Regions from separate parts of the Mus musculus genome. Here region 1 is linked to region 2. Evidence: chromatin loops called from intact Hi-C (ENCODE). Cell type or tissue: left cerebral cortex. All regions are shown on one strand. Links, peaks and the distances in the headings refer to the core of each region. The heading gives the core; the rest is flanking DNA.

Evidence for each region. Peaks named below come from ENCODE experiments on the same cell type or tissue, not always from the same donor. Only the 100,000 strongest peaks of a DNase experiment are listed, where the experiment ranks them.
Region 1: a loop joins it to region 2, with 2.9 times the contacts of the local background. A loop is called at or near these places in 3 of 42 quality-filtered maps.

What each region holds. Positions count from the first base shown.
Region 1 is chr16:22,479,236-22,490,575 of GRCm38, forward strand. It overlaps Dgkg (diacylglycerol kinase, gamma), which reads right to left. Exons shown (of 25, transcript NM_138650.2): 23 at 2,666-2,786; 24 at 131-191. Among named protein-coding and RNA genes, the nearest start is that of 9230117E06Rik, 27 kb to the right of the region's middle. In left cerebral cortex, for the core only: no CTCF peak of the experiment used is centred there; DNase peaks (open chromatin) are centred at 4,823 and 5,420; H3K27ac peaks cover 1,060 bases.
Region 2 is chr16:22,542,577-22,553,916 of GRCm38, forward strand. It overlaps Dgkg (diacylglycerol kinase, gamma), which reads right to left. Exons shown (of 25, transcript NM_138650.2): 20 at 6,076-6,140. Gm15651 (a long non-coding RNA gene) reads left to right here. Exons shown (of 3, transcript XR_384735.4): 1 at 1-6,004; 2 at 6,095-7,341. Among named protein-coding and RNA genes, the nearest start is that of Gm15651, 8.2 kb to the left of the region's middle. In left cerebral cortex, for the core only: CTCF peaks have their summits at 5,687 (motif pointing left), 5,890 and 9,962; DNase peaks (open chromatin) are centred at 2,831, 3,380, 5,665, 6,261 and 1 more place; H3K4me3 peaks cover 946 bases; H3K27ac peaks cover 3,084 bases.

The DNA of each region.
Region 1 (11,340 bases), core at 1,498-9,497, 64 kb before region 2:
ATCCTGCCTGATTACAGCGGTTATTGGTTTTTGACGTTGAGACGCAGCGATTTTTATATCAAGTCAGTGTGTTCAAGGGGTAAAACATTACCATTCTTCTCACTCTCTCCCCCAAGACTGGCTCACTTACCGTGCATTGTGGCTGCATCCAGGGCTCTCCGTCTACTTGCATCGGCAGAAGCTTGTTAGTCCTAGAACCCCCAAACCAAAGAAACCACAGTGAGATCCTCAGCGCCGGAGAACCATCATCACTCCCACCACAGAAGAAGAAGTGGGCAGACATCACTTGCTCACTTAGAGGGGTTCACAGAGACTACGGGAACTTCTAAAAATATAATCTTTAACCCATCTCAGGAACTGGACGTGGCTGGTCTGGGGCCAGGCCTAGGGACCTGTGCATTCATAGTTACCATAGGCATTTATTTCTCTGGCTTCCGTCTTCAGACCTCACTTTGAGAAATGCTGTGGACATACTGAGAGCCAAAACCACCTGGAAAACTGGCCAGTAAACATGGCAGCCCCACTGCTGAGCAGTCCTCCTCAGCCCAGAGACCAGCCAGAGGGAAAGCCCTCATGCTGAGCTCCACTCTGGAGTAGGAAAAGGCCTGCCCTCCCCCATTGAATGAGTGGTCGAAACATATCTAAGTGTTAACGTCTCTAAGCTGTAGAAGATATCATCATAGGCACTCAACTCCCAGAAGCAGGCTACTCCGGGTTTGTATGCACTGTGCTTTGCTTGGAAAGTGACATAGGAATAGTGACTCCAAGTGTAAAGGGAGAGGTTGAGGAGAAAATATTGCTCTCTTGCTTGGGAAAGGCTCCTCTGGCATGTGGGCTCTGTAGAACTCTGTAGAACTTGTCTTTCGATGCCTTGTAAGGAGGTCAGTCCTTTAGAGGCCTCTGGTCAAGGGCATGTGAATAGTCACCAGCTACTGGACAGGAAGCCCTTACCTGAGTTAGATAGCTTCCCTATTTTGAAAATTACAAAACGAGAGGGGAAGACACTATTTCAATACAATAATTCTCTGGTGAACTTTGACTATATTTCATAATAAAAGCAAGACATTTAATAATAAAACAAAAAATGAGCAAAAGGAGGCCTTTGCATACTTATGAATAGAGAAGTATCTGAAGTATGCTAGCAGGATGGGGCTTTTAGCTCATCCCCCTGTTTCCATCTGGCAATAGATCTGTTGGCTGCTTGGAAAACCCCCCTGGATACCTAACTTTTTAAATTCCTTGGCAGCTAGGACACTGTGTTCTCTGTAATCTATAAAAGCTAGGGCTGTGATATTCTACAGACAAACTGGCCTTGTCATTTTTAGAATTCTGGACAAGGGCTGCTGGGGTCAATCTGGAAAACAAGGGTCCTACCACAGCAACGGCTCTGAAAGAAAGGGGAATACGGTGTTGGGAATACAAGAGACAGATAATCCAGAGAGATAGGATCTCTGACAAGGGGACTGTGGGACAGACCCTCGGGGACCTCAGGAGAGATCTGGCCTAATGATGATGGATGGACCAAGAACAGGTTCCTCAACTGTGCTCCTGCTGACTCCTGCTCAGAGTTTCTGGGAGAAAAGATTCTTTAGTCAAGTGCCTCTGGGAATCCCTTTACCCCAGCATCCCCTCTAGGAGATCCCCCAGGCAACCCAACAGATATGATCTGTAACAAGGGAGAGAAGCAAAGGAATAAAGACTTCTCAAACAGCCAGGTTAGGTAAGAAGTGGAGAAAAACCAAAACAGGTAACTAGAGGGAACTAAAGTTAGAAAAACCCCCACCAGACCCCACAGAGTCCAGAACTGCCTTGGCTGGCCAGGTCATCCATGTCCCAAAAGCCTGTAACCCTCTTGGTCAGTACAAGAAGTTTGTTGATGTTAATGGTTTAGCATATGAAGGCATGCAGGGTCTATCATCCACACACAGAAGAGCAGCTGTGACCCCTGGAATACATCGAATATTTTAAAACTATAAAGAGAAAAGGACAAAGAAGTGGACTTCTGGGGCCCTGAACTTTACAGTATGCACTGGTTATCTCACCAGGTAATGTTTAGAGGAGAGGCTATGCTGGACCCTCTTGTTGATGCTAGTATTGTGTCCTGTTTAAATAATGCCAACCCAACTCCTCCACCTGAGGCTCAGGGGTCATGGCAGAAGAGGGGGTACAATGATCGCAAGAGCCAGAGGAACAGGCATCTGCTGTGGATATCATATCTCTTGGAAATGACAGGAGAGCCACTCCTTCAACAAGGAGGACACCAATGGGCATGCTGATGTGGATGGGGGTGGGGTGGGGGTAGAGGGAAATTCCTGGGGCATCAACCCTACTAAGAGCTACAGGCAACTAAGGAATCCTGAGAGCAGGAGAAATAGACTCCCCTGGGGAAGAGCACACCAATTGCTTATCCAACACCAAATGTTTATCCCTGAAATCATAGACACTCAAATAAACACATGGGCTGAGCAGATATTTGGGGGAAATACATATACAACAACAGTGAAAAAATATCATCAAAGCACTCTTTGTAACTACCACCAAGCTTCTTTTCCCAATTTTCCTTAGCCTGAAATCCAAAGGTAGCTTTCTAGTTATTTTGTTATCTGCCTGAATGTTTATGGAGGTAAGGAAGCCCCAGAAGATGCTGTGTCACAAGGAGACTTACCTAATGGTGACAGAGGAGCACTGGGCCAGTCTCCTGCCCGCACTCTTCAGGCCAGTGTAGATCTGTCCCATCTCCATGGCTCCCTCTAGACCCACCACTTCAAGGAGCTGATCGCTGAGGTCTGCAGAGTGAACAACAAAGACCATGACAGTCATCTCTCTTACTCAGGATAGTCTGTCTAGAAGGTCTGGTCCCTGGATGGCCAACCCTCTCATCTACTAAGTCAGACACTTTCATCAAAAAAAAAAAAAAAAAAAAAGGTGGATCTTCTTGTAAGCAGACCCCAAGTTATAGGTTTTTTTTAATATATAAAAGCTTTGATTTAGAAGATTAATATGTATCTAATGAATAGGCTGACATCAAGAAGCCCCTTCAAATCTAGACTATTATAAATGGCAAATCAGCTATTCCTGAAATCTACCAACAGAGCAGTTAGAGACATATGGAGTTGAGAATAGGATAGGAATGAATGTTGAAGAGTCTGTAATCCTTAACGTCAGAGCAACATTTTAACTCTGCCAATGATGACTGATAAGTAACCTCAAATTTGGCCCGTGCTTAGCTGCTTGTGAGCCACCCTCCATGGACCTCCTCAGGAGGTTTAAGGGCCTCTTTCAGGATACCCCATCATAAGCCAAGCAAAGGAGAAGCATATATCACCTCCCTCAAGCCATTGCGGATCACAGTAGAAAAGCAGGTAGGAAACCCAAATCCCAGGCTCCATGCTACAGGATCAATTGCCTACAGTGGTGGCCAGAGCTTTTGATCTCCAGCCTGGGAGGAGTGATCCATCTTGCTTGGGTTTCTGCCTCCATTTTCCATTGTGAGAATGATGGCAGGAGTAATGTTGGGTGCTGGGTCCAATACTCACCTTAAAATGTCACTGTTTGTGTAATTAGAGCAGAAGCAAAATTAAGATGCAGAGTTTAAAAAAAAAGTCTAGGGGCTGGAGAGATGGCTCAGCCGTTAAAGGCTAGGCTCACAACCAAAAAAAGTCTAGTCCCTTTGCCAATGGAAGAGTGCATTTTCTCAGATTCCATTCATAGACACCAGTGAAAAAACTCCGTCAAGACTTTTTCTTTATCAAATAGCTTCTTGTCCCCTAAAGATATGCTGTTTAAGAGTAGTGAGGAAATTCTTTGTTCAGAAGACGACTGTTTAAAAAACACTCCATTGATGTCTTTATACCTAATGAAGACAATAAACCAAAGCACTGGACTGACTGTGAACATGTCAACCCTGGAGTCTAAACTGATGAGCACTGAGAGTCATTTGCTGCCAAGGGACATACAAGCTGGGTCATCTGTGAAAAGCCCACAGCTTTCCCCTCCACACCCATTCACACTCCATTCTCCTCAAGTTCACCTCTCTCCACACTCCTGAAGGCACCCTGCCTCCCCAAGCTCTCCATTTCGCTTGGACTTGGGACAAGAAGACATAAAAGGGTAAGGCTTCTTTAGGACAATGCTGGAGACTCTCTGAAGGAGTTTGGAGCTAATCGACAATGAATGTCTAAATCTCTAGGCACTTAATTAGCTCCCTTACTATAGAGGGTTGAATAATCACCGCAAAGCCTCAGCTTCTAGTGCTGGTCTAATAATGTCTATGAAAATGGCATAGGCTATGGGAGGGGCGGGAGGCAAGGTGGGAGAAAGCAAGAGAAGAAGATGCAGATAATGAGGGAGGAGGAGGAAGAGAAATGTAATAGACTGCTTCTAGGGGTAGGGAGGCCAAGGGCATTGTGCTGTGATAGGAGAGGAAAGGAGGGGATGAAAGGGAGGAAAGAGGACGGGAGGAAAGGGAGTGGAGGAGGGGGAGAGAGGGGAGCGGAGGGAAAGGGAAGGGAGGAGAGCAGAGCAGAGGAGAGACAAGACGAGATGAGACAAGACAAGACGAGATGAGACAAGACAAGACGAGAAGAGGAGGCAAAACTTTTTAGAAGTTATTCAGCACAGTGGCAGAAGCAGATGCCTTAGAAAATGTTGCACTTTATACCAGGCTTTGGTATCTGACAGAGCTCAATGGCTCAGTGTTTTCCCTCCTTGAAACATGCCCTGGTAACAAAATGTTCCAAGGAACAGGGGACTTAATAGACTCAAGTGTTTCAGCTTTACAATGTCTTGGTCTTTTAACAAATTTTCCTGTTGAATGGCTTTAAAGTTGTTATCACTTCCCACACAGCACCTCACAGCCATCACTTCCCACACAGTACCTTGCTTCCTGGCTCTGGAAGAGCTGTAATGAAGGCTGATCTCACCAGCAGGAGTGGGCAGGTGGGGGAGGGGCTGGCACACATGTTGGGGAAGGGGCTTATTATATTATTGTCATCTTACTTTTGCATATGTACTCTACCGTCTCAGGTGTAACAAAGGTGGCTCCTGTCTGTCACCCTAGCCCTAAGCCTGACCCTGGCTGCAGGATTTAGCTACTCTTGGTCCTTTCTACCATTGCCTAATTATCTTTCTGTCAACTTTCTAGAATACCTACTGAGAAAGTCTTAAAGATATCTACTCTACATTCTTTCCTAAAGTAACTAAGCATAAAGGCCCTTCTCTTGTGTGATAACTATAAATAGCCCAAGGTTTTAGTTTTCTTTGTGTCATACTTAAAAAAAAATCTGTCATCACCCAACTCCTCTTTTCTTTTTCCACCACAGAGATACTTATGTATACATTGAGTCTGGTACTAAGATGAAAGAGAACAGAATGTAAGGCAGTGTCTAGGCACAAACAACAGTGAATATTTAGGTTCTGTGTTTAGAACACAGAATCCAGAATTGGGACATCTGGTATACCAGGTGTCTGTTTTACCTTGGGTACCAATGATTCAGAGAACGTTTGGCAATTGTGTCATGTTCATATTTTCTTTTATACTCCTCCACCCATTAATGTTTAAGATAGAATGTCTATGCACCTTAGTTAAGCAGGATTCATTCACCCATTCACAAAATTGAGTTAGCAGCAAAGTTCTAGGCACTGTGTTAGGAACCGGCAATACAAAGTATTCTATTGCTGAAGGAGTCTTGTCTAAGAAGGAGAAACAAAATGGGGTGAAGAAAATGCTGAGATTGAACTGTGAGGTCAGGGGTGTGTGGGAAGCTAGTGCTGAGTGGTTAAGTTGAAGGAGATTGGTATCGAGAACGTTTCAAAGATAGCTGAATGTCAAGCTGTTTTTCTGGTTTGGGAGGAGAATATACCAGGGACAGAGATGGTCATATATGGGGTTGACAGACCCAGGACAGAGGGAAAGAAGGAAGGGGAAGACCCAGGACAGAAGTCTTTTTCCCTAAAGAGACTTATTAATTAGAGACTAGTGTCTAAAACGATGCATGAGATTGTATAGCCCTCAAGTCAGGCCTCCAACACTGTCCTTACTATTCCTTGGTAACAAGGCTTGTGCACAACATTTGCTTGCATTCTAGGAATGGAGGAAAAGACATGGTGTTGGAAAATGAAGAGGGGAGAATGTGGGAGCATTGGATAGGGTAGCCATGACAACATCAGTTCCAACCTGTTCAGCCTCTGGCATTTGGTTTTATAAATGCCTATTTGTCATGATCATGTCATCGACAGACATTCAGTCCTCTGTGGAATCAAGCAAACCACCAAGGGCTTGGTAAAAGAAGATGCAGTATATGGTCTTCACAATCAAGATGTTACAAGGAGAATAGGTTTTGAAAATAATTTGCCTAGTGTAATAAGTCTGAAAGTTTTACATTGCTTCTTTTGCTACTCTTTTGGGATTGGATGAGAAATCATGGACAGAACCCAAGTCCCTGAAAAGACACGTACTGTAGTATCACTTATAAAAAATAACCCCACTACCACATTTCTTCCTGCACAGGAACAGTCAAACAATCAGTTATGGTATCTGCAATGATGGAAAATTCTGATTCCATTAAAATATTTACAAGCCAGGTATGGTAGTTCATGCTCATAATCCCAGCACCTAAGAGGCTGGGGGAGGAAGGGAAGACCAGCCTGGACTACAAAGTGGGATCCAGGAAAGCCTGAGCTACTATGTGAGACCTTGTTTTAAAATGGCAACATGCATATTTAATCATCATAAATATATTTATATGATGATTAATTATGATGTCAATAGATGAGTTTACTTAGGTAGCATGCTCTCAATGAGGTAAGACAATGCATATAAGAAAAGGAAAAATCTTAGTAAAATCTTAACAATGGTGAACCCTGGATAATTATGTTGACATTAATTCTCTTTCTTCTTTATGCTTTTCTAAGTGTTTCTTTAAATATATAGTTGTACTAAAACCAAAAGGTAATATTTTAAAAATCCATTAGATGCTGCTCATGGTAACAAATACCAAACAATAGCTCCAGAAGGTTCTCTGGGGTGTTCTGCCTTCAGTTTGATTTATAGGGTCCTCAAGGTCTTCGGCACACAGTCAACCAGAGAAAGGATGGGGTGGTGTCTACTGTTGGCAGACTGTAACTGTGACTGCTGTACTGCTATGTCTGGGATGGATGTAGAAAGAGATAAAGGGATGACAGGAAGGAGGCAAACAAGAGATGTGGGACGTTAGAGCAGAGGTGTTCTGAGACACTAGAGTAAAATGTGGGCAGGTAGATACTGTGAGCGGAACTGATCAGTGGCCGATGACCTGTGGCCCCAGGAATAGGCAACTGAGGAACAACGGTAAGAAAAAATTAAGAGTGTGGCAATGCCGGTGGTTGCCAAACTTTGCTCTATGCTAGCCTTACCTGGGGGGCCAGGTTGTGGCTTCTATCAGTTAAAATGCACAGACATGCAAGCCAGGCATCACATTTATTCTAGAACGGTCCTCAATGATTCCAAAGTGCACTACAGTTTGCTAGCCAGTTAGCTAAGCTTTTGTTGCCATTGGCCAGTGCTTCCCAGAGTGTAGTCTTTGGACCAGCAGTCTTTTCACTACTTGGGAACTTGTGAGAAATGCAAATCCTCGGGCCCCACCTCAGAGCTGTGGAATCAGACATCCCGGAGGTTGCGCCTAGCAGACTGTGTTCTAACAAGCCCTTTGGAAGATTCCTAGACACATTCAAGTTTGAGAAGTTGAGCCTGAGGTAATAAAAGTGCCCACGGGAGTTCAGGGAAAGAACAGAAGCAAGTTTCTTCCTGACTGCTTTGATCTACAACTTTCTCAAGTGAAAATTAGGGATTGTAATGCTCCCCCTGAAGTGTGTGAAAGTGCCAGGCTGAGCACCGGTGCTACGGTGTTCTCTCCTCCCCACTACTCCTAAGCGGTTACCTGTCTGGCTTCTTAGTGCTGTTCACATAGCCCACAAACCACAACATGAGACCTCAGAATAGCATATCAGACTGTGTTCCCCACTGTCTCTTACCTCCATGCAGAGGCCAGAAACCAAGGTACGCTTTGGACAAAGAGAGCATCCCACTCCGTCTTTTGTGCCTCTACTCTCTCCCCACATTTTATCTCAACACCATTTTGCTTTTCTTTACTTAGTCCTAACAACTATCAGGAGGAGGGGCCAGAACACAACAATGACAGAACCCTGGTATCCTAGGGGACACAACTTTAGACCTGCCAGTAGCTCTGGAAGCCAGAGGGACCACACCCATGTCTAAAGCCAAGGTGCCAGCAAGGTTGGCTTTCTTTGAGGCCTTTCCTTGGCTTACAGGCCACTGCCGTCTTGACCACACAGATAAACTTCTGTGTACACACGTCCCTGTTAGCTCCATGGCTCCAAAATTTATATCATATAAGGACAGCAATGAGATTAGATCATGGCTCATCTTAACAGCCTCGTGTTTACTTAACACTTAATGTATCTAGAATGTAAACCCATGCATGTTTGAGGTGCCTTGAAAAATAAAATCTAAAACTACCCATGACCCAACGATAGTACTCGTAGGTATGTATACCCAAAGGATGCTATGTCAACATGCTACAGAGATATAAGGCACACCCATGATATAGAAGCTCTTTACTATAGATGTCTACATAGTCCATACACACAATGCAATTTATTTAGCTTTACATATGAATGAATTTATGCCATTTGCAGGAGAATGGATGAAACTGGAGGCCATTTTGCTAAGGGAAATAAGCCAGATGTGGGAAGACAAATCACACATGCTTCTTGTCCATCCACATGGACTCCAGGTTTGTGTGTGCGTGTGTGTGTCTGAGTGTGTGTGTATGTATGTGTGTGTGTGTGTGTGTGTGCATGTATTTATACACAGGTCATAAAAGTAGAAAGGAGGGGAAGGGAAGTTAAGGAGGGAAGGGAAGGAAAAGAGTAATGATTACATGTGACATGGAAGGAGGAAAGGGACAATTTAAGGCCAGTAAAAAAGGGGCAGGCTGATAGGAGATGAAACAAACAAGACCTATTAACTTATATACTAACTTTCAAAAAAAATTTTTAAGAATATAAAAAAAGAGCCTGCATCAAATTTTAATTATATTCTTAGGTATCACAGTTTAGAGTTTCAACTTACAAATTTAGATGATCAGTCGTACCCATGAGTGGGGAAATAATAAACCACACCTTGATGTACTGAGTGAATACAAAGGTATTCTATAAATAGTAACACCCATTGTCCCTGTGCTCCACAAAAGCTAATGTGTGCTGATAGGAACATGGGCCCTTCTTACCTCTTCCAAAAGGAAAGACACACCCTAGCTCTGCTTGGCAGTGGGACCAGCTCAGTGGAAGCCAGTAGGCTTTCCTACAGACTCGATCACTGAGGCTGAGACAGGCATTACCTTGTGCTCCTTCCTCTCTTGCTTCCACATCTCCATAGAGATGGTCTGCGTGCTCTTGGTAGCTCAGTGCTAAAGCTGGGCACTGAGCTCACCTGAGCCCCAGCTGGATTGAGTACAGATGCAACAAAGCTCCTGGCAAAGGCATTTCAAAGCAAGTGTACAAGTACCCCAGCCTGAAAGGTGGGGTACAACCTGGAGAAAGCCATGGAGACACTGCTGCCTACAGAAAGCCTTCACAGTCTGTCTCTCTTCCTCTCAGCCCTATGCAGAGCACGAGTGCCACATTCTTGGGTCTGAATCCTGTTTCGCACTTCTCTTGGGGACTTTGAGTACAACCCTCTGGAAGGCAGACATGATATCCTCCTGGTGGGGTAGCGAGTGCTCTGTACAATTCCCATCTCACTGGAAGGAAGCCCTCAGGAAGCAGAGCCGTCAGTGTTGTTATGTTTCCTTAGAAAGGATTTGCTCTTGGCAAGAGATGTGTCCCCATGTTTGTTTTCTTTATGCTAAAAAAAGAGACTAAAATGGGCCAATGGACCCTCAGGTATCCAAGCTACAACTGCAGTGTCTTGTGTGTGCACATGCACGTGAGAAAGAGAGACAGAGAGACAGACAGAGCAAACAAGAGGGCAATCTACCTTGTTTTCTATTGTTCCTGGAGCTCTACAAGCATAGAGACATAGACCTGACATCCATCCCTGCAGGGAACCCCTTCTTTTGTGCTGTGTGCCTGTCACATTGGTTCCCAGATTTCAAGTCTTACACCTGTCAAGCTTCATCAAGGCACAAAGGCAGCAAGTTAGTTTTGAGGCTGGCTGAGCCAAGAGAGGGGTAGGAAGAAGCTAGGCTCTGAGAAGAAAGGAATGGTAAGCTGTCAGGGAGGGAAGATACTGGTCTGACAGGTGCCAGATGGACTGTTGTTTGGTTTGGGCTCTGCCATGTAACATGACCATAGGCAAATCACATCCCATGCCAGGGCCCCAGTTTCCCTCAATTAGGGCGATGCACCCTATCCCTAATCCTGTTTGAGCTCTCCAGCTAAGATGAAGAACAGTTTCTTGACTGGTCAAAAGCAGAGAGGCCTTGGCCTGTCACCACCATGCAGAAGACAGAACATTCAGTATGAGCATTGTCAATGCAAAAGAATCATAGAAACAGGGACGCCATGTCTGCTTCTAGGGCCTGCAGGCCTGCCTGTGTAAGGAGCAGGGTGAGAAAATGGCTCCCTTCATTCTGTGACTGTGCCTTGGGGGTTAGCCGGGCTTCGATGGTGCTGCATGGGAGAGGGAGGGCTGTAAACCTCTGTGTTTTAGAAAGTGTGCGCTTTAGCCGGAGAGGAGCCATGTATCAGCAGGAGTTGGGAAGAACAGAGCTGGGGAGATTTCTCAGGAAGCAAGAAAGTCCTGGAAAAGATTTCAAGATCTGGCATCACCAGGCCGCTAAGGAGAAGCTGGGCAGGAAGAACTTATCCTTCCATCTTGGATATCGTGAGCTGTGGCAATGTGTCATAGTTGAAGAAAATGGACCAAGGCAGGAACGCTATAGGGAGCTAACATGAGATGACGAGTGGAAAATATTTTTAGCATATGGTGCTAAATATAACTAGGTGCTTAACAAATGGTGGGTGAATTGACCTGAACATGGGAAGAAGGCTGAGCTGGCAGTGTGCTGGAAGAAGTTGCAGGTCTCTGCTTAAAGTGCCCAGTTTGCCAACAGAAGTGTTTGCTCAGGAAGAGGCTGGGATGGGGAGGAGAGAAGGCAGGGGAAGGCTGAGCTTGTGCATGGAAGTACAGGAACTGGGGTCTTCTGTGGGGAGGACTCACCTGCATGGTAGCATTCTTTGTGTGTTCACCGCTACTCCTGGCTCCGCCCATTACTTCTCTGCATCAACTGTCTCCCAAATTAAGGCTTTATAGTTGCAACCCCACATTCTGTCTTAGCT
Region 2 (11,340 bases), core at 2,335-10,334:
GTCCCCATGCTTGCGGATCAGTGATGTTCAGCAACAAATGTTGTTGAGTTCCTACCACTCACTGTAGACGTTCTTCACCAAGCTTCTGGCAACCTTGTGAGACTTTCAAGGGAGGAAGCAAAGGATTAAAGAGATTAACTTACTTGCCCAAGGTCACACAGCCAGTAATCGGCACAGCCAAATTTTGATGCCAGCTTGGGCTGTGGCCTGCTGCCTCCTTCTATAAATATCTACTAAGCACTTGGTTCTTTGCAACGTATGTCCTAACCTTCTACAGAGTCAAACTACATTAAGATATCTGGGGAACCCCTCATCAGCTTCTTGGCCCTGCTCCAGGAAGCCAACACTCCAGAGCCTGCTAACTGGAAAGATGGTCAGCTATAGGGCTTTTAGGAAAGATGGCCAGTCAGCGGCTGGCAACACTGATGCGAACCCTTTGAAAGGCCTGACAGGAAATAACCGGCTGCTTCAGGCTCAGTTGCTGAGGGACGTGCTCAAGTGGATGACACTCAACAGGTTTATATAACACATTCCTCCAGTGCTTGGGGTTCCCATGGCACCAGGAAAAAAAAAACCTCCACAGTGAGACTCTTTCAGTTTGTTCACTGATGGGGGACACTGGGTGGCTTTAAGGAGTAGATTTCAGATACACAAAACTTCACAGTCTGGAAACTTCTTGAGAACTTTGGTAGGCTATTCAGAAGATAGGGGCAGTGTCCTTTTCTTCTCTGTGAACACCAACCACTACCTGCTTAGAAAATTGAGACTCACTGCCCCTCCCCCCATCACCAGTTAAAACTTTCTTCGCTCTCTTCGTTTACCTCTTTTGCAAATTGTCTACTCTGCAAGCTCCAACCAATGTGCCTTTTAATTAACTCATCTCTCTTGCCATCGCCACCACATAGGTACGGCATCTGTTGGTCGTTCCACTCCTTGCCCTGAGGTGGGCTCTTGGTTTAGTTTAATGCTTGCACACAAACTTCTTAGAGATTGTACGTTTGGATTTTGCTGTGGGTCACGGAGATCCCATAACTAGTCTTGCTCCTTGCTGTGACAGTGGAATAGAAGGAAGACAAGATTATAGGAGATATGAAGGGGTGATGTCCTTGTCCCTCTTTCATAAGCCTACATGAATTTTTTTCCATGGAGGCAGTTCACAAAGGTGGGGAAGCACGCAGTGTTTCCATCATTCTTGGCCTTAGTTTCTTCGTCTCTAAAATGGGAGCAACAACACTCCCCCTTATATGTTTCAATGGCCACTGAGTAGTGTCCTGTGGACAGCACATAGAAGGCCTTAGGAACATTGACCTATACAAGTGAGACCTCGGACAGACTCCAGGGCTTAAACTCCAGATTTGAGTGGTGAGTGGTAGTTTAGAGAACAAACTAAGCTCAGCTTAAGGGTCAGTGTGTGACGTCCTCTCAGGCTGTTCCCTTATCTCATAGAGTCAGAATTCCAGACTGCCCAGCACTTACGTTGCAAGGTTGCTTTGAGAGTTAAATAATTTAATGGATTATAAAATACCTAGTTAACTATTTGGCCTCGAGCTGGAGCTCAAAATGAATCAAAATTCTTAGTTTGGTTATCTTAGTTTTGTGTTCTATACTCAAGTCACAGTCTATTTAGGAATGGACTTTGAGGTATGATATTAATATGTTTTACTAAGCTGAGCCACTGCCTGTATTTCCAATAGTTTGCTAAATGCAAATTCCTTTTGTATAAAAATAATTTGTAAAAAAAAATGAGGATTATTTTCCCATCTTTGCTAGACTATGTATGAATTCTTTCCTTTCTTCCAACCTTCCTTCCTTCCTTTCTTATCCTTTCCTTTCCTTTTCTTTCATTTTACAGAACCCTGACTGTTTTAGAACTCACTATGTAGACTAGGCTGGCTTCAAATTCACAGAGACCCATCAGCCTATGCCTCCTGAATGCTGGGGTTAAAGGAGTGCACCACTACCATGCCTGGCTAGATTATGAATTCCTTAAAGTCAGGGACCTTGTCTCATTTACAGCAGAACACTTTCTAACATATTATAATCTCAGTAGAATTAAAGCTCTGTGTTCTTTATGCTGACAGTGAGACACCACTTTTCATAACAGCTAAAGTAGGAATAGTTAATGCCAGGGGCCTGATTTGTCTGAGATAGCTCTCACTGCCACCTCTTGAGGCCTTACTTGTCTGAGATAGCTCACACTGCTACCTCCTTGGGGCTGGCTTTTATTCCTTTAACAAAGTTATTCCACTGGAGAGACCACTTGGTTTCATAAAATTACCACTTTCCCTGGCAACAACTAGTTTAGAGAGATCACTGGGGATGGGGGTAAAGAAAGCCCAACAATAGAGTCATAATTTGATGCCTTTTAACACAGACACAGATACAGACACAGACACACACACACACACACACACACACACACACACACACACACACACTATCTTTGGTACAATTTCAAAATGTTCTCAGGACCACTGAAGCCTTTGGCTCCTGGGTTAAGAATGTTTAGAGTAGTCCCAAGCAAACTAGCAAAGTGAGAGCTCAGCCCTGACTAGCCCTCTCTTGTTGAAAACGAAACAAACAGACCAATTCTATATTTAGCCTCAAGGTTATCCCTGAGGCGGGGCCAGTTTTAGGCATTAATGCTAAAGGCTTGCAGCCAAGCAGCAACCACTCTTTGAAGAACTTGTGTTCTGCCCAGTAAAATGAAGCTTTGTTTGATAATATCGTTTACATTTTCAAATCCTGGGTATCAGGCTTTCTTCCTATCCCTTGTGGCCCTTCCTAAGTTTAGCTGCTGGTGTAATGGGGTTACCATGGCAACAACCACCTGCCTATTTAAAACCATCTCCCATGCTAAATAAGGAAGCCTAGAGAAAATGGCTGCCTGCCTGCCTGCCTGCCTGCCTGCCTGCCTGCCTTTCTCTCAGTGGACAAGTTGAATCCTCCTGGGTTTTTTGGATACAGGCAAGCAAACAGGATGGAGTAGCATTGACCCAAAGTTCTCCAGAAGAAACGGCTGGTGGCTGTAAAACAGGCACTGCCTCTGAACAACTGCATTTCTCAAGCAAGCACAGGGACTTAAATTCAAGTCCATATGCCTGTCATCTCTACCAGGGGCAACATGGGGCCTGAACCCCAGCACTGTAGCAGTCATCCTGCTAATGGGACCTGGGAAGTGGGAAGCAGAAGGTGGAGAGGCCATGGTGAATTCCTGCACTGAGGTGCATGCTGTGATTTTTTTTTTTTCCTCCTGGACAGATCTGTCTTTCTAATTGGACTTAATAACATGATTTTCTGATGCTCTATTTAGCTCATATGTTGCTCTGCCTCAATTTTCAGAACGTGGAGAAACTTCATCTTTTGCTTCCTTATTCTCTAAAAACAACAGAGCTGACTTCCTTCCCACAGCAAGAGTCCGTGCAACAGCTGCGCCAAGGGCTTCTTCCCTCGCACGCTGTGCCTTAGCACTTTATGTTCAGGCACATCTGGTTTTCTCTCTGCGGACAGCCCTTCTTTTTTTTATCAAGTTGTAAAAAACGTATTCTTGATTTTTTTTTTTTTTATCCCCGATGTGGCATCTTTGCCATTAGAAAGCCCTCCATGCCAGCTCCATTTTCTTGCTTTGTGTTCTCTTAGGTCTCCTCTGTGCAGACACATCACTTCATACACACTGGTAATCACCCTGCTTTTCAGTCTGTTTCCAGTGGGGTTGCAGAGGGCAGCGGGCAGTGAGTTCTGGGTCATCTGTCCCAAACACTTAATAGCATGTAGTCTCCAGTATATTTTCAAAAGATGTTTTTGAGCGAGTGAGTGAATGAGTGAGTGAGCAAATGAACAAATGAGTGAGTGAATGAATGAGTGAACAAGCCAATGAGTGAATGAATGAATGAGCAAGTGAATGAGTGAGTGAGTGGATGAGCAGGTAAGTGGGTAAGTGAGTGAATGTATGAATGAGAGAGTGAGGAAGTGAATGAGTGAATGAGCAGAACCCATGGGTTTCCCAGACACATGCACCTGAGAACCTGTGAGGGTATTGGGTGTAAAGAAGACACTAAAAGTCTGTAGAATGGGTAGAATGAGAGATTTTTTGTTGTTGTTGTTTTGTTCACTTTTTTTCCAAAAGCAGTCCTGAGGCTGCTATTCCACTGGGATGAGCATCTGTCTGCCTTTCTGGGAGAAGAGAGGACACAGGTTTGGTTCTTTTTGTAGAGGAAGAACAAGAGGATGGACGAGGCAGAAATAAATATTATTTGTGTGGGAAACAGGCAGACTTCTGCCAAAAGGTTCAAGTCGGGGCCACTTCCTGAAGAGGCCACAGCACACCTCCACACATCCTATGTAGATGATCAAGAAGGGCCTGTTCCCGTATGAGCACCACTTCTAAAGGGAAGGACTGTCCAGGCACCAAGAGGACCAAGCTGGGCGGGCGGTCCTGAAACAGCTTAGTAACAACAGCAGCGTGCCAGGCCAGGTCCTCAGACAGCGGAGAAGGGGAGCCTATGGACACAGCATCCTTGAACATCAAGGAAGAAACGAGCTGGCCCAGAGTTGGGACACAAAGAGAAATCCCCCAAAGTGGTTATTCTCAAAAGGCCACCACTCCATGCTGCCTGGCCCATCAATGGAGCTCAAGGTCACCTCAGAAAAAGACTTGAAGAGGCGAAACAAGAAGCTTCGAAACCAGCACGTAAACTACCTATTGTCAGGAGATCTGGTCTCTTGAGAAAGGTTCCTTCTGGCACCTACTTATCTCTGAGCCTACACCACATGCCTGCTAAGGGTGCAGACTCTCAATAGTCACAATACCAATGATCTCAAAGCTTTGGGCACAACTGAACTTGGGTTTTATGCCTGTCATCTTTTCTTGTCATTAACAAATTTGTATTTGACTTTTAAACATCTTAAAGCTTGCCTACTTTCCCAGTGTAAATAGGACTCTTCCATGTAAATACTTTAATAAAATATGATAGTGGTTTAAAAATAGTGGTTGCATGCATGCCCGGGGGTGATGAGGTGGAGGAAGGGTTGTCATTGCCCATTGGTGACTATAGACAACAAGGGCTGGCAAGACATGTTTGTAGTATGCTGTGGGTCCAGGGTCTGAGTGAGACCGAATGTCACCCTAATACAGTTCAGATGCTGTTAGATCCGGGTTTGACATTACCTCACTGTTCTCAGCCTCTTCCTGGTATAGCTCCCAGGCTGTGGAGTCAGGGGCTGAGCTGGTAGGGAAATGTCCTCAAATAACACCCGAACTTCTGCTTTGAGGAGAATTCTGCGGCCTCACGCAATAGCAACCCGTGAGGTTCAAAGATCAAGCCCAAGTCATTATCCCACTGCTGCCCACCTGCCTGGGGCTAGGCGTGGAATCCAGGCATGATCTTCAAATCAGTACAACAAAGACGATAGCGTCATAGAAGAGAGAGAAATGAGCAAGAAAAGGAAAATGGACAACTCCATGGTAATTGTTTGCCAGTTACCTCGCGGTTCTGGTAAATTTCATTCGCTTTGCAAGACAGATTTGGGTTCTCTTGCAATGGATTTGGTTTTCTCTTTTCTTTCCAGTTTGAACCCAATCTCCAGGCATGCAGGAGCCAATAGGAAGCCGCTGTGATGCCCTCGATGGTCACAGCATTGTAGGGACCTCACTGCTGCCCTCTGCTGTCCAGGAGAGTGCCTGGCACCTTCTCGGGTCTAAGACCCTAGCAGAGCCTTTCGCTCCCCCAATCCCCTGCGAGACGCTGGCTTTTGAGAGGAAACCTCTAAGTTCCTGGAGGGGTTCCAGGAGGCCAAAGGCAGGCTCCCTGCCACTCATGCCGTCCCAGACCCCTCCCTCTGTTCAGTTCCTGCGGGAGGGGACCGGCAGCTAGGCTGTGGCAGGTTTCTGACATTTTTTTTTTTTTTTCCTTCTTAGAAATGGAAACCCTCCTTCCGGCAACGTGGCAGGAAAGCGAAGTCCCCTGGCGGTCGACCCAGGCCAAGGACATTTCCGTGGTAGCAGGTGGGAGGCCCGCACTGGCTGCAGTGCCGGGCAGGCGGGGTGCCACCACGGCAGCCAGCGAGCTCGCTTACCTGCTGTTGAATTTTTCAGGGTGTTTCTCTCTCATCATATGGAATCTGTGTGCAATTGAAGCATCCTGGAAACGGAAGAAAAGAAGGCAAGAAAAGCCTGGTTAGTGATTGTGGCCATGAGGTATGGTGGGAAGACACACATATATGCCCCTGGAAGGCCCAGATTCCAGAGACTCCAAATCATAGGGGCACAGCACCGCGTCCAGGCGTAAGCTAGTGCCACCACTCCGTCCTTTGAGAGCCTCACTTGGTTGCCTCAGAGCCTGGCACTCATCACAGTATCTCAAGCCCAGTGAGTGGCCACAGTTCAGCCTTTGTAAACACAGGCAAGAGCAGGCTCTAAAGAGAAGAGTGAGGGGCTCTCCTCAGGTGAAGCCAGAAGCCAGTGAGGAGTGGGTGAGGTGTGGTGAGGTGTGGTGTGGTGTGGTGTGGTGTGGTGTGGTGTGGTGTGGTGTGGTGATGGGTGGTGACATAAAGTGAGGACTATTTCATGAGAAGTTGCAAAAATAGTACTTTTTCTCATGTCCCACTCACCCAGCGTCCAGCGATGATAACATCTTATATAACAGCACATTATCAAACCCAAAGCTGTCGCTGGTATTAACTCTTTGTTGTCTGTTTCACCCAAAACAATTAACAATAGTACTGGATAGTGCGTTTAGCAGACAACAAAAGTGTATTAAACGTCTAACTTCTGCCTATTAATCATTCTATCCACAGGACTGCCTCTGAAGCTAGCGACAATCTTGATCCTTTCCTATCCAATCTGTTGCCCCACCCCCCACTTTGGCTGCATGGCTGGCTATCTGTACCACAGAACTCACCACGACGCTCCATGACACTGTGTTTCTGGGTGTCCCATTTCTCAGGTTGGAACCAGAGTCCAGCCCAGAGTCCTATCTGCATCCCACACTCCCATTACAGCTATCTGTGAGTGCTCATGGTTGTGACTGGTGTTGACATGGTGGGGCTCCAGGACCTATAGGCCAGAATAGGATCCAAGCTGAACTCGGTTCTTCACTCTTAGCCTCCTGCACCTCCTAACGAGCCCAGCAGAAGAGTGTGTACTGCCCCCTTATCACACAGTCCCAATCGAGCACTGTGGAGGCAGATGCTGAACACTCGAAATTAACTAACTAATTGGTTGGAGACAGGACAGCCCAGAAACAAGGAGCTGATTTAGATTTGCCCAGAAGTGACTGCAGCAGCCAATCAGAAATCTCTGGGGATGCTGGGGTATCCCTGTAGTCTCAGCATGTGGATAGAGTGAGGCAGGAGGATTTAGAGTTCAAGGCTAGCCTGGACTACAAGGTGGTACTATATCTCAATGAACCTACCCACTCACACGCCTACCTAACAACCAACAATCAACAAATAAATAACCAACAAAAATCTCTTTATTAGACTCCGTGTTCAAAAGATTCTTAAAATTCTGGAGAGCCAAAAATAAAAGTTCATAGAGCAGATTTTTAGCTAATGTATATTCCCTCTTCCCCTCTCTTCCCTTTTCGTTTCCTCTCTTCCTTCTTTCCTTCTTTTCCCCTTTCTCCTCTCTCTCTCTCTCTCTCTCTCTCTCTCTCTTTCTCTTTCCCTCCTTCTCTCCCTCTTTCTTCTAAGACAGCTCTTACCATGTGGTTCTAGCTGGCCTGGAACTCACTATGTATACCAGCAGTTCTCAACCTTTTGGGCCTGACCTCTGTGGGGGTCAAACAACTCTTTCACAGAGGTCTCCTAAGATTATCGGAAAACACAGACATTGACATTATGGTTCATAACAGTTGCAAAATTATAGTTATGAAGCAGCAGCAAAAAGAATTTCATGGTTGGAGTCACCACGGTATGAGTTAAAGGGTCACAGCATTAGGAAGGTTGAGAACCACAGATGTAGACTGTACTCAGCTCAAACTCTGAGAGATCCTCCTGCCTCTGACTCCCCTGCATTGGGATTAAAGCTGTGTGCTCTTCCATGCTGGGCATATTGTATCTTGATAAGGAAAGTCAACATTAGAGCATCAAGTGCAGCTCTCTGAAGAAGCATTTGGGGTGCATACCATGTGTGATGAATTTCATTATGGATAGGGGTGACCCCATCCAGCAGCCACCATGTGGAATCTGGGAGGGCAGGTACTGGCTTATTTTGTGGCTGATAAACATTCCTTGGGCATTTAACAGTTAAATTTTGCTACTGGTTTACTCTTGTAGTTTTCTGATCTGTCAAGAGCTGATAGTCTGGGCAGAGTCACCTTGTAGACACATGGTGGCAGGTGTCAAAATTCAGGGGGGCCTGTTCGGACCCCTTGAACCCACACAGCCGTCTCAGCTCCTCTGTGCAGCTCCTCTTCCTAGCCTAGACCATGCCTATCTCCCTCTCGTCCAGCAAGTCTCAATGAACATTCCCAACAAGATATATGTGATATTTGTCAAATGATTTTCTAGAATTCCGGAAAAGCATTCCATCTAGCTGTGTTCCTTTGAAACACTGATTTTCTCCTGTCAGGAAAATACAAAACAGAGCAAACAAAAACTAAAAACAAAACAAAACACCCCCAAACAAAACAAACCCAAAGCACACACCCGTATATTGTGTGGCAGCCTGATTTGTACATCACTGCCATTACCCCCAGTGCAGCTGGAGACTGGCCCCTGGGATATTTGCAGAGACTCTTCTCCCTGGTCAGTCCTAATCACCCTTGGTTTTTCCATTGCTAAGGTTTGCATGCCTTCTTATTCCAAAGGGCAGCGTTTACAAGATCATTAGCTCAGCATGTGACTCCTCATTTGACGGTGTAATCTCTTGACAAACACACCAACAGCAAGGGAGAGCTAAGCTGTCTCTTGAAAGGCTCAGACCTTGTTTGTCTCCCCGAGATAGGAAGGGTCAAGAAGGGTCAAGACTCGAGTTTACCCCCGTTGAGCGAGCAGTTCATGCTGAGCACTGGCCAGAGGGTATTTATTTTAGGGGTTTAGATACTGTTTTGAGACTGAGTCCTGCAAAGAGCATTTCCACTCTAGAGAGCATGGCAGCAGGGGCAGGCCAGGGGAAGCAGTGGCGTTTCCGACAGCCTCTGGTCAGTTGGAACAGCCCCACAGTGTGTTCTATGTGTTGTGGGGCAGTCTCCGGTCAATGGTGTGCTCTATGGGGTGAGGGGGAGATGAATTGAAGTGTGGATGCAGGCTGTTCCTTCTACAGTCAAAACCTCAAACACATGGTTAGATGAAGGATTTTTGGCTCGCTCTCAAATGTAAGCTTCTGTTATTTGGACTCTGAGACATTGGAATGTCTAGGTCAGTGCTGTCCAATAGAAATACAACCGATTTGTAACTTAAAAGTTTCTAGAAGCTACATAAAAAAGCAAAAAAAAAAAAAAAGATGATATTAATTCATGGATGTTTTAATTAACCTAAATTTTATAATTTCTACATATAATCAATAACAATTGCTAATAAGTTTAATTTCTCTATCTCATTATTGAATGTGTTTTTAATATTTACACGCACCTTAAGCTAGGCTCGGCCTTGCAGGCGCACAGCTTGTGGCTTGTGCTTGCTACCCTGGTCAGTGCAGGGCTAAGTCACTTTGGCAACTTTTGGAGACAGAGACAGGAAAGAGACCCTAGGGCAGGCTGTTTGAAATTTGGATTGTTTGAAAAATTTATGGCAGATTAGGGAGTAGGAAAGATGTGGCTGGCTTAGCCAAGTCACTTCTCAGTAAGTCCACAAGTGACAGATTAAAGCTCAATAATGACAGAATCTGAGTTTGCAAGCCTCTGACTTGTTGACACCTTCCCTAGCGGGTAGGAGGCTTGACACTGTGGGACGTGGGCGGGTGAACACTAGTAACAATCTATAAGGTGGAATATGCTTTATGGGCTGGTGGCCCTCTGGCGTCCAAAATAGACTTCACGGAGTCGAGGGATTAGCTGCTCACCACCCTGTTAAGACTTGTTGAAAACAGAGCCTGTGACGAGTTCCGAGTTCCACAGGCTCCAGGAATTATTTTGTAGTCTCTTAACTTCCTGTCACTGATACCTGGCCATCCTGACCTTTCAGCTAATCCAAAAATAGAGAGCAGGGAGGAAGAAGCCCGAGAACTCAGAGGAAGCAATGTGCTGGGTGACTGTGTTCAAGACTTCTCTCCAGGAGATGTCTGCAGTTAGAAGGGCCATCAAGCTGACTAGCAGAGTCTTCAATGATTCCGGCTGGTATATGAGTATATGGTGGCACTGAGCCCAAGAAACTCCCTGGACAGGCCCGAAGAGTCTGTCTTACTCAACTCTCTATCTATTAAATGCGTTCTGTTTCCACCCCGGGGCACCACAGTGGCTGTATAACCGTTATCTTTATAGTTGCAAGGCAGCAACCATTTGTTCAATAGGCATTTCACATCTTTCACAGCAGCAGACACTACAGGCATCTCTTTGCCAGGGGTGTGTGCGCACGCAACTATGTTTAAGCATTATAAGGAGGTAGAACTGGTTTGGTTTACATACCTACTTCTCTCAAAAGTTTGGGAAGTCAAATAGGAAGCAAGACCTTTTGCAAATGTCAGCCCTGCCCTCTGTCAGGGTTGCGGACTGGGCGCTTATTTTCTCAAGATTTTTACCTTCCACCTTTTAAAGAGCAAGCACACAAACCTCGCAAACATTCTATGAAAAGAAGGCTAAGGGGACTCCAATGAGATCAAAAGTCACATTTCCTTACTCGTCTACAATATGACAATAAACATGCACAAACTAAAGATATATGAAAAGAACAGTGGACAGATACCCTTGGAGTATTGGAGCCAGGTGGGGAAGCGTGGTGGCCCCCAAAGGTGATGGGTTTCTGTTCCAATGCTCTTCCTTGGAGGGCAATTCGCTTCTTCTTTCCTCCCCCCCCCCCCTCGGTGACTCCCTTCCTTCCTTCCTCCTGGAAGAATGCATTGAAACCATGTTTCCTAGCGCTTGCACTTGTGTTTAGGGCCTGGGTATCTAGTTGAGGGAAGGCTGTCTACAGGGCACTGAGTGGAGACAGGCAGGTACTGGGAACTCTGGCCCTTCCAGCCAGAGCTGTGTGCAGAAAGGGAAGATGTATTGACAGTTCTAATGGTAGCCATGCTTGAACCTGCCTACTGGAAGCTCCTGGGCAGCCTAGCCTGTCCATCTGTCTGTCTGTCCTGTGGCCAGCTTCCTCTCTTTCCTTGTGTCCCTCTCCTTCATTACCTAACATCTGTGCCTCCAACCCACTTCCTGTATTCATTCTGCTCCTGTGTTGTCTCCATTCTCT